Regions from separate parts of the Homo sapiens genome. Here region 1 is linked to region 2. Evidence: read pairs that join two places in POLR2A ChIA-PET (ENCODE). Cell type or tissue: Panc1. All regions are shown on one strand.

The links. Peaks named below come from ENCODE experiments on the same cell type or tissue, not always from the same donor. Only the 100,000 strongest peaks of a DNase experiment are listed, where the experiment ranks them.
Region 1: POLR2A ChIA-PET joins it to region 2 with 11 read pairs; 2 of 35 experiments call an interaction of 5 or more read pairs at or near these places.

The regions. Positions count from the first base shown.
Region 1 is chr2:100,284,060-100,286,559 of GRCh38, forward strand. LONRF2 (LON peptidase N-terminal domain and ring finger 2) reads right to left here. Exons shown (of 12, transcript NM_198461.4): 12 at 1-433. The coding sequence ends at 239. Among named protein-coding and RNA genes, the nearest start is that of LONRF2, 37 kb to the right of the region's middle. In Panc1, no CTCF peak of the experiment used is centred here; no DNase peak of the experiment used is centred here; H3K27ac peaks cover 1,756 bases.
Region 2 is chr2:100,043,906-100,046,405 of GRCh38, forward strand. The region is part of intron 4 of AFF3 (ALF transcription elongation factor 3); the gene reads right to left. Among named protein-coding and RNA genes, the nearest start is that of AFF3, 97 kb to the right of the region's middle. In Panc1, no CTCF peak of the experiment used is centred here; no DNase peak of the experiment used is centred here; H3K27me3 peaks cover 403 bases.

The sequences.
Region 1 (2,500 bases), 240 kb after region 2:
TCTTAGGTTGTTTTCCAACTATGGGCTCCATTCAGACTTCAGGCTAACCTCACACAAGGTCAGATCCCACCAGACACAGAATTGTCATTTTTGAGGAGGACTCAATGTTTGGCAAGCGTCCCATTTTGGAACCTCATCCACAAGCACTTGATGAAGCACAATGAATGGACGGCTATTCGTCCATGCCTGACATTTATAAAAGCACAAGGGCTGCCAGAAACCTTGACAGAGAGAAAAATCAATTATTTCTCTCCCTGGCATTAGCCAGCTCTTGCCGACTATTCATCTTACGCGTGATGATGACTAATATCCGTCGGATGGCAAGGAGCCGCTCTTTGAGCGAGGTCATGCCGAGGATGGCCAGCTGAGCCTTGCGCTCCAGGGGCAGCACGGCCAGGATCCACCAGGACCAGGCAGGGCCGCTGGGATTACTCTGCAAAAGAGATGAGGGGAAAGCAAGGTTAACACTGGAAATGCAAGCCTGTTCCCCAACACAGTCTTTTGCTCCACCAACAGACACGTGAGCAAGAATTAAATGCCACCTTGTATTTTAGGGCTAATTCACAATTCATTCAGCTCTCAAAATACATAGTTTACTTTTATGGTACACATTTAAAGGTGGGGGAACTCACAAAAGGAAGAGCCTGCAAAGAGAAGCATCTTCCATGGGGAGATTCTATGAATTAGTTGCTTCTGTTCTCTCAAGCTTTCAGTTAAGAGTATATACCAGTCAGAGGAGAATACTATCACTTTAACCTTCACTTTCCAATGTTCTGTGCTATTATTTTTTATGTCTTAAGCATGCCATATAAAGCATAATATTATAAAGGCTAAAAGTATGTGTACAAGTTTGAGTGACATACTCAATGTGGCAAATGAGTGTATGTATGAAACATATATATGTATGCATGTCATATGCAAGAGTTATCATAAATTATATATATAAGAATTATTATGCCACCAAATAACCTTTATTTCACATAATCAAACAAAGCACTTCTAGACTAAGTGCTAGGCAAAAGCCGATCATAAACTCGTTCTCAATATTCTTAGTACTGGAACCAAGATATCCAGGCCTTTTTGTTTCCAGGGTCTAGGATTCTTCACTCTATTCCTTCTCCAAAAATGTGCAGGATGCCGATAAGAGCTGGGAGGGTGAACTCTGGAGTCACCTTAGTTTAGGGTGAGGTAGATTATGCTGGAGGACTAGGAATAGCACTGTGGCCAAAGCTCACCAGGGGTAGCCCAAGTCACTGTGAGGAAGACATCAACCTGCCCTTCAGAGGTAGAAAGGCACAGATGGAGAAAACAACCTTTTATACAGATTCACACTCTTTTCCCTGCCTCATCTCACAGAGAAAGAAAAAAACTGAGTAGCACGCTTAATGGGAAGGACCTCATATAAAAATTGATGTATTACCTAAAATCCCTCTGTAGTCATGAGAAAAATGGTCCCCCATATGGTACCTTATATGGCAGAGGGAATTGGAGGATGTGATTCAGTTAAGGACTTTGGGATGGGGGGATTATCCTGATGGGCCCAATGTGTTCATATAGGGTCCTGTCTGGGCTGTGGTCAGAGGGACATGTGGCTTTGGAAGAACGGTCGGAGAGAAGCAACATTGCTGGCTCTGATGGAGGAAGGAAGCCGAGGAATGCCGCCAGCCTCTACAAGCTGCAGAGACAAGGAAACAGACTCTCCCCCACAACCTCCAAAGAGAAACGCATGCTGCCATCACCCTGATCATAGTCTGGCCTGCAGAACCAGGAGTGAAAGATAATACATATGTGTTGTTTTAAGCCACCACGTTCGTGAAATTTCTTAACAGCAGTAGTAGGAAGCTAATATACCCGCCAAGTAGAGATTGATTAATTTGGTTAATAAACAACAACTCCTAGGAAAAAGAATGACTCATATCCTAATGCAAGTCAGTGTAACCACCATGCTTTCTGAATCTGAGTTCCAGGATACTGCAGAACAAAGGCTTATGCAAAAAGGGCAAGCCAGGAAGGACTTAATGGCAATTTCTGGCAGTTAAAGCATTTTTCTGTGTTTGGAAAAAAAAAGAATTCAGGCAGGGGGTAAAAGATAGAAGCTCCAAGAGACAGAAAAAAAAAGTTAAAATGGATGGGAAAAGACCTTTCACATCACCCTAAACCAGCTGAGAGCCAATCCCCCTCCCCTACTGTCTTTGACAGCTGAGCATCCATGTACAGGTGGGAGGTATACACTCTCAGGCACAATCTTAAACCAGCCCAGCCTGGCTCTCCCATCTAATGCAGAGGAGAGGCCCACCTGAGCTTAGAAATGCTCCACAAACCTAAGCTCATTCATTGCTTAAAGAACCAGCTTCACCAAAAGTACTTGTAGGGAGCACCAGAGAAAGCCCATGACAGCTGGGCAGCAGGGTACTTAGAGGACAAGGAAGTCACGCTACTAATGTCACAAGAATGATGGGATTTTTCTCTTCACTTATTCAACATCTCTATACCAGGTGCA
Region 2 (2,500 bases):
TGGTGTTCATCCTCACTTAAATTTGCAGCCAAAATTATTTTTTCAGTCTCTTTAACCCTGGTGGGCCCCCTGAGAGCATGTGTGTTCTGGGCTTTTGTAATTAGGCAGCTTGCACCTGAGCGTCTCCATCTCTAGTAATTAGAGCTCACCGCGGCAGTTTCCTTCCCAGCCGATCTGGCCATGGGGCCAGGAATGAACACATGGAGGAGTGATGAGGGTGGTGTGCGGCTGTCTTGACCTCTTCTGCACCTTACCCTACTTCAGGATGGCAGGGTTCTCAGTTACACCAGGGGTGCCTGAAAGGCAGGACCCGCATCCTCCATTCTACCCTCTCAGCACCGAGCAGGATCCCCTCTCGTGGAAAACAGCTCACCCCGTGTATTCATGCACAGCTATGTATTTTGAGGGAAGTGGCTCTTTCTGTTTTCATCTGTCACTGTCCACTAAGATACAAATAAAGAGAAAACCTCTGCATCTCTAAATGAAAACACTGAACGTATTCAGAATAGCTCCGTTTCACAACCCCCTTCCATCTATCTACCCAAGTCATAGAGTGCAATGAACCTCAATGTCTTTTTTTCAAGCTGTTTTTCATTCTAAACACCTAAGTTGACTTTCCTGTCCCACTGCAGTAGCCAACAGCTAAAAATAAAATGAATTTCCCTGGGCAATATATAGAAAGGCATACTCTCTCACTTTTTTCCTTCGTGGGCTAGACAGATGCTTGCTGGTTCACTTGCCAATAATGATCGACCTGGCACTCGACTGAGCCTTCAAAACACTAAACATATCAAAGGCCCCAGGTTAACCTCTGAGATTTACTTTGGAGTAATTAATAGGTTTATAGTCCTTAAAATAATCTATGGATGTGCCAAAGAAAACTGTACAACAGTACTGTCCGTTTAGAGGCCCCATCAAACATGGGGGATGTCTGATGGGGCCTCGAAATGGACAGTACTATTTCTAAACCTGGGGGATACTCCACAGCAGCCTCGCTGTCCAGCAAGTCAGACCATCACGTCAAGCAGACATGAAGAGAGAGATGGGAACAAGCTAGGGGGATGTGGACAAGACGGCAATCTGCTTTGGGAAGAAGAGCATCAGCCCACAGCATCTTTTTTAATCTTTCCAACAGAGGCTCCAAAGCACCTCCTCAGCCCAACCAGCCTCCCTGATGAAACTCAGGGCTGTGGCTGGTCAGGAAGAGAAATGAAAGGAAGGGGAGGGGGACTGGCCATGGCAACAGAGGTGGGGAAGGGGAGGAGGGTGAGGAGCTGGCCGTTTTCCTTATCAAGTGGTCAGTGGTAGAGAAGACGGTGAGGTCACTCAGAAGACAACTGAGCTAGGGAGCAGCTGAGTGCCGCAGTTACTACCCGCCAGCAACAGTCGCATGTTCACCGGCGCTCTTTTCTTCTCGTTCTGCCTCTAAGAGGCACAGAAAACAGACAAGCAACTGCAGACTAATGTACTTCTTAATAAGAACAGCAGCTCCCGTGACTGCGTTCTCACCCTATGTCAGATACTCTGCTAAGAACTGCCTTATGTCTTCCCCTTTAAGGCTATCAATGAATATTTATTATTTTAAGTGAGGGCTTTCAAAAATACAGTTGATCCTTCAACAACATGGATTTTAAAAACTGCATGGGTCCACTTATTGTAGGTTTTTTTTTTTTTTGATAAAAGTTACAGCAAATGTGCCTGCCTCTCCTGCCTCCCTTTCCCCTCCCTCCACCTTTCCCACCTCTGCCAGTCCTGAGACAGCAAGCCCAACCCTTCTTCTTCCTCTTCAGCCAGTATACTCCACAGGAAGATGGAAAGAATGAAGACCTTTATGATGACCCACTTCCACTTAATGAATAGTAAACATATTTTCTCTTGCTTATGGTTTTCTTAATAACATTTTCTTTTCTCTAGCTTATTGTAAGAATAATATCTATCATATATTAACAGTACATATAATACATGTAACATACAAAATGCATGTTAATCAACTGTTTATGTTATCAGTAGGGGTTCCAGTCAACATTAAGCTATTCATAGTTGAGCCTTTGGGAAGTCAAAAGTTATATGTGAATTTTTGACTGCATGAGGGTTGGCACCTCTAACCCCAGAGCTGTTCAAGGGTCAACAGCACACACTCCTGAGTTCCAAGAATAGTCTACCACTTGCTGATCACATGATCTAAGGCAAGTAACTCAACCTTCAAAAGAAAACCTTTCTTGATCTGTAAAACAGGAATAACAGAATTAACAATGCATGTAAGGCATGTACTTAGCTGGTGCAGACAATGATTCTGATAACAGCTAATGTTTACATTATCCTATACCTACTCTATAGTGCTCACACACAAACAGAATGAGGCACAAGAGAGGCCCAGTAATGTGTCCAGCCCCACAGCTAGTCAGCGGTAACATCAGGATTCCAACCTATAAGTCTGGTACCAGAGTCCATGTTCTTAAACCATTAATCTACGATGCCTCTCAAGTAAATAGTCAATAAG